Regions from separate parts of the Mus musculus genome. Here region 1 is linked to region 2. Evidence: chromatin contacts called from ENCODE Hi-C or POLR2A ChIA-PET data. All regions are on one chromosome and are shown on one strand. The core of a region is the stretch at or near the end of the contact, and the rest is flanking DNA. Distances in the headings are between cores, read along the strand shown. Region 1 holds the start of Pim3 (proviral integration site 3). Region 2 holds the start of Zbed4 (zinc finger, BED type containing 4).

Region 1 (3,208 bases), core at 70-2,569, 110 kb before region 2:
CGCCCGAGCCGAAGTCGATGAGCTTCAGCTCTCCCGAGCGCAGGTCCACCAGCAGGTTCTCGTCCTTGATGTCGCGGTGCACGACCCCACAATTGTGGCAGTGCCGCACAGCGGCAAGCACCTGCGCGAAGAAGCGACGCGCCAGCGGCTCGTCCAGGGCGCCTCGTTCAGTGATGAAGTCGAAGAGGTCCTGTGCCGGCTCGGGTCGCTCCAGCACCAACAAGAAGCCGTCGGGCCGCTCGAACCAGTCCAGCAAGCGGATGACGCCGCGCGCGCCGCCCGCCGCGCCCACCTTGCGCAGCAGCACCACCTCCAGGGGCACGGCCACTCCGCCCTGGGGGACAAGGCGGTCATCGGACAAAGCCAAGGCAACCCACACCCGCATGCCCCGCACCCGCACGCCCCGCACCCGCATACTTACGAGACTGCCCCACTCGGTCACCCGCTCCTTCACCACGTGCTTCACAGCCACCTGCGGGGAAAAGAGGGGGCGACACGCGAGCGGTCAGACGGGCGGCCGAGCGTGGCGATCGTCCACGCGGGTGCGCCCGGAGCCACGACTCACCGGGAGTCCGTCGGCGATGCGGCTGCCCGCGTAGACCGTGCCGAAGCCGCCGCTGCCCAGCACGGCGCCCACCTGGTACACCTTCTCGAAGCTCTCCTTGTCAGCCTTGGCTGTGGGACAAACAATCGGGTTGATGATGACCCAAAGCCACCCCCCGGCCCCCGCCCAGGCCCCCTCCCTGGTCCCCACACATACCTGGCTGTAGGATCTTCACTGGGAGGTGGTCCACGCCGCCAGGCCCGCAGAGGTGCGCCAGGGAGCCGAACTTGGACAGCAGCATCGCGGGTGGCCTCGCGTGCGGTGCCGCCTCTGACCCGTCCGGCAAGGACGCGGGAGGGCGGTCTTCCTGACCGCAGACAGCGCGGCGGATCCCACGGCCCCGAGGCCGAGCGCTCAGCGGGGCAGCCGCGCGGCGCAGTTGCCCGGTGGCCGCGCGAAAGCGCGTAGACGGCAGCTGGCCGAGCAGCTCACACGCCCCGGCCGCCTCGCCCCGGGGTTTTGGACCACGGAGATGTGTATCCTTCCGCGGAGGCGGGGCCGCCTGAAGCTCCGCCTCCTTCCGCCCGAGGCTCGCTTTGCGGTGTGGCTGTTTTGAGTCTCGCAGGGCGGTGCTGGGGAAGCCGGACGCTCCCTGTCGTTTCACCAAGGGCTGGTGGCGCGCGGGGACGACGACCCGTCCGGACTAGCTTGCCGTAGTAGAGTCGCGGAGGTGCACGGCGTTCCGCGGCTTTCACGGCGCTCTCACCCGCCCTGCGCACGCGCAGCTCGCGCGCGGGCGGCGGCCCCCTTATGTCTCCGGCAGCGCGGGCGGGGCCGCATAAGCCAATGAAAATCGAGGTTTTGAAAGGACACGGGGACTCAGCCAATGGCAGCGTAGGGCGGGGCCTTCCGAGCCTCGCCCCCCAGGCCGCGCTGAGGAAGGTCACTCTCCGGCTCCGCGAGTTACGCGTGTTGTTCCCTCGTTCTTCGTGGGCGTTTGTGGCTGGGGGTGTGCGAGGAGTCGGCCCCCTCTGAGAAGCGGAAGTCCGGGAGGACAGTCGTGCGGCCCTGAGGCCTACGCTGACACTAGCTCTGTGTGCGTCACCCGCTGCTCGCGCGCCACGATGCGCACGTGGCTGGGCGACAGAGAAAGCATTGCCCTCAGACCTCTCAACCCAGCCTCAGCTCCCTGGAGCACACCTTGAGTGTTCGCCCATCAGCTAGGCTCAGATCTCATGCTCCTAGCTGGGTACTTATGAGAGCCTCCTAAACCCTAGATCCTCCCTCCTGGGAACTTGTCCCTCTGCTCTAAGGCCATCTGACAAAGTGTCCCTTTAGCTGCTCACAACTACCAAAGGTCCTTTGTTGATGACTATTATGCCCATAGTTCCGTCCTGAGCAGCTCAAGTAGACACAGCCTACAGCAGTCTCCCTGTGTCCTTTTTACCTATACCTTAAGACACCAGTGAAATTAGACTCAACTGTTGTTGACCCCTGGCTAAGTCACTGACCCAAGAGCAACCCAGGACTTGGAGTTGTCATCTGTCATAGCTGGGTGAGAATGAGTTGAGAGCCATTGCTCCCTGGACTTCAGTTTGATGTCTAAACGATTCAACTGTCGTTCCTGAACTGCTACTACTTGGGGGATCTGGAGCCTGGCTTCCCACTGGCTTATCCATGTTCCTCCACTAACACCGCAATCCACACTTTCTCTCTCTGGAACCTTTCTGAGGCGCCTACTGCCTTGACACTATTTGGGGCCCACCTGGTTTCCTCACCCCCTTTCTGTCTTTGTGGCCTAGACCCTCAACAGTCTGGACACACTCAGGCCCTCGGAATAGGTCTCAGGTTCTTGGAGCTCTGTCTGGCTGTCTCCTAACATGCTTTCCAGGAGCTGACCACATCTGCCAAGAACAAAGCTTTCCATACCAGCTATCAGCAGGGTTTACAGGGTACCTGCTCAGGTGTGGGGGAGGGGCGGGGGTTGTCTGCCTGTGGGTGCTTTCAAAGGACCAGCTAAGAACCCAACAGGGCCTGTGCTCCTCCTGGCCAGGACAATCTGGTTGTATTGGACCCCAGTCTTTCGGGAGAGGGAGGGAGGGATCCTTGAGAACTGTCTAGGTGGGTAGTAAATTCAATGGTGAAGAATGGCTGGGGTTCCCTGGTGTCTCCCTAGAGACCCTCACCCAGCATGTGACCAGGCTGGCCTCAAACCCATAGAGATCCTCCTGCCTCTGCCTCCCCAGTTCTGGGATTAAAAGTGTGTACCAGCACCAACCGGCTCCCAAGTGATTTTCTTTTCTTTTTTTTTTTCTCTCCTGTTTGTTTGTTTTTTAAGACAGGGTTTCTTTGTGTTGTCCTGGAACTTGCTCTGTAGACCAGGCTGACCTTGAACTCAGTGATCCACCAGCCTTTCCCTCCTTAGTGCTGGGATTAAAGATGTGTTCCACCACCACCTGGTTCCCAAGTGAATTTCTAAGCGGGTTCATTCCAGATCATCCTGGCCTTCACCCTGGCTAGTTCCTCTTGTAGTTGGCCTTGGGAGACCAGGACCAGAAAGGACCCCCCTATCCTTGGTCCCTAAACTTCTGAGGGGTGCTCCTGACACCTCGAATCTTCCCATACTAACTTACCTTATGGTGCTGTCACTCATAGCTCCTCTCT
Region 2 (3,114 bases), core at 498-2,997:
GATATCCCCACACAGACACAAATGCAGGCAAAATACCAACACACATAAAATATATTATTTAGAAAAAAAAAATCCCTCTTCTGGGGCTACAGAGATGGCCCCACAGTTAAGAGCACTGGCGCTCTTTCAAAGTACTTGGGTTCAACTCCCAGCACCCACATAGCAGCTCACAGCTATCTATAATTTCAGTTCCAGGAGGATCTGACATCCTCACACAGACAGACATGCAAGCAGAACACCAAAGCACACCCAATTAGTAAATAATTTTCAAAAATTATTTTGAAGAAGAAAAACGGAGTCCCTCTTCTGGGGCTAGAGAGATGGCTCCTCTTGAGATGATTAAGAACAGTTCCAGAGGGCCTGGGTTCAATTCCATTCAGTCACAGGCAGCTTACAACCGAAACTGTAACTCTAGTTATAGGGGATTCAACATTCCCTCAGAGACATACTTGTAGGTGAAACACCAATGAACATTAAAAATAAGAGATTAAAAAAAGTTCCCTCTTCCAAAATATGTCTAGGTTTGTGTAAATTGATGAAAACCTATCAGCACACTGAGACTTTGAAACTTCCTAAAGATTCAAAAAAATTTTTAACTAGATCTTCTCATGAAAATAAAAGCCACACAAAAAGTCTATATAAAAATTTATATAGAAAAAAGTTTATATAGATTACAGAAAGCATGCACCAATGTCTTCATGCACAAGCCACTCCCTCAGGGTGTAGAGCCAAACTTGTAGCTTCTCAATTCTGCTTAGCATGGAATTAATTCGTGCCTTGCAACTACGTTTATTCAGAGTACTAAAAAAAAAAAAAAAAAAAAAAAAACTCAAAACTAAAATTTCCCTGGTCTTATTAATTTTTATCACCACGATATAAAGGGGAAAATTTCTTTCTTCCTACCAAGTCACAAGAATGTACTTGCCTTGGCTGACTGGCTTTACGAAGCCAGAAGGCACAAGTGTCCTTTTAAAAACTACACTTAATCTTATCCTAATTAACTTCAAAAACAAATGACTTCCCTTTTTACAAACGCCAGAACCGCGACAGCCGCTCCTCCTGAGGCTCGGCGCTGCAGGGACTTGAAAAGACGCGCTGGAGCCTCGTGAGAACCTCCAGACGGAGAGCGAGGACCCGCAGCCATCCCGGGCAGAAGCGAGTGGGTCGCACCAAAAAGGACAAAAGGAACAAAAAATGACGGCAGGTACTGCGACCGTGAAGACGCTACGGAGCCAAAGCGTTGAGTTAAGTTTCGTTAAGCCTCCGCGGTCAGACCCAGACGCACACGCTTCAAGCTAGGCAGGCACCAAGAAGCGTGACACCGACCCGTGTCACCGCCGTGCCGCCTGCCTGCGCCCCTTCCTGGACACGCGCGCCCACCGGCACCGGCTTGGGGGACGCCACGACGTGGCGGGAGCCCGGCACCTGACGAAAGGTCCCACGGGGCGTCCCGCGGTCGCTCCCCTCCGCGGCCTGGGCCCGCCCGCGGCGCGAGGCGCAGCTGTCAGAGGCCGGGCCGGGCTGGGCCGGGCCGGGCGCAGTCTCGGGACACAGCCTCCACCCGGCCCGCCGCGCACGGACAATGGCGCGGTTCCCCAACCCCTGCGCGGCGCCGGCCGTCGAAGACGCCACTGGAGCGTCCCGCGCGCACTCACCTGAGGCGCCGGCTCCGCGCTGCGCTGCGCGGGCCCGCGGGCTGCGAACAGCGCGACGGGCGCGCCCATTCATTAGCCGCTTTGTCTGCCCCCGCCGCCCCTCCCGCCGCCCCAGCCCCGCCGCCCGCGACGCCGCCGGACGCTGCGCCCCTCCCAGGGCCCCGCGCGGGTCGGGGGCGGGGCCCGGGGCGGGGCTGTCGTGCGCAAGCGCAGTCCGTGCGCACCTGCCCCGCCTTGGGGGGGGATGCCTAGAGTACGGCTGGATGGGCCCCGGCTAGGCAAACGGGGCGGAGCTACGAAGACTACGCAGGCGCAGTTTCCCCTCGCCCCATCTCCGGAGGTCAGGTTACTCCGGCGCAGTCTCACACACACGAGGTCTGGTCGCTGGCCTCCTCCGTCAAACTACGCAAGCGCGGTCTGGCGCACCTGCCCTGTCGGGCGTTCGGTCCGAAGACTACGCAGGCGCAGTCGCCACGGCGGTTGGTTGGAATTGCTGCGCGTTTGAGAAGCGCGCGTTCTCAGTGGTTTCTTCTTAGGGCTTGGCCGTTAGGGTGGTCCTGCGCTCTCAACGGCTGGCCGCGGAGCTTCCGGGCTTGTGGTCAAGGCGGGCGCCTTCTCCGGGGGCGTTGCGCGCAACCACTTTCAGTAGCCCTTGGGTGGAGGCTAGACACAGCAGGTGCTAGCTGCTCAGGGCCTGGGGCCATGTTTGGGTAAAAGAAATAAGGAGCTGAACATTGAACGCCCCAGTTCAGATGCCTGTGCGGACCATGTAATTTCTGCAGGTGGAATTTATCCCAGAGGTCCTTCTCTGATGACACTTTAGACCACAGCTTGTTCTCTTATGCGGGAGTTCTGTCCTACGCCCATCTCCTGTTCTGCGTGTTTAGGAGTTTCCTTCTGTGATTGAGGTGGTGGTGGTGCGGTCGGGGGAGGCGTCGAGTGCTGATGTCACACCTTGCTTACCCTGATTCACCATCACTGGTCAATGGACATGGTTTGGGATTCTGTGTCTTTAAGTTCAAGGGAAGGTGGTTGGGCTGCCAGTGCACTGCTGGTGGAAGTCATCATTGGTGTGGAACCCTGAGCCTGGCTTCTGTCTTCTTCGCCTTCCATTCAGGGAAGCTGATGTTTGTGGTGGAGGTGGTGGCTCCATATGAGACTCAATGGGGAACAGCAGAAAGACCTGGGTGGAGGTCCTCAGCTAGCAGGTTCCCGTAGGGTACAGAAGTTTTTTCCCAGTAACCTTCCTCTCCTTGTTATGCCCCTCGTACCCTACACCCCAGAGGAAAGAGAACATCTGCCTTCATGAAGGATTTCCGAAGCCCCAGGAGAACTGTTGAGACATGGGTTCTTGAGCTATAGAGCTAAGGGGTAGCGCCTAGAACAAGTAAAGTAGCTAGGAGAGAGTTTGAGCTTTAGCTTAGGATGTCTCAGCCCAGCCGGAAAGTCTTGACGAGCT

What was found. A loop is a pair of places that touch in the nucleus more often than their neighbours do. ChIA-PET counts read pairs that join two places held with the same protein, here RNA polymerase II (POLR2A).
Region 1: POLR2A ChIA-PET joins it to region 2 with 13 read pairs in embryonic stem cell. The contact joins the promoter of Pim3 here to the promoter of Zbed4 in region 2. A Hi-C loop is called at or near these places in 1 of 37 maps with a recorded cell type or tissue (heart). POLR2A ChIA-PET finds 5 or more read pairs at or near these places in 4 of 5 experiments (Patski and embryonic stem cell).

The regions. Positions count from the first base shown.
Region 1 is chr15:88,860,305-88,863,512 of GRCm38, reverse strand. Pim3 (proviral integration site 3) reads right to left here and starts at 1,319. Exons shown (of 6, transcript NM_145478.2): 1 at 761-1,319; 2 at 566-675; 3 at 422-472; 4 at 1-334. The coding sequence starts at 845. Gm33049 reads right to left here. Exons shown (of 3, transcript XM_006521646.3): 3 at 1,007-1,680. The coding sequence ends at 1,033.
Region 2 is chr15:88,750,344-88,753,457 of GRCm38, reverse strand. Zbed4 (zinc finger, BED type containing 4) reads right to left here and starts at 1,747. Exons shown (of 3, transcript NM_181412.3): 1 at 1,656-1,747.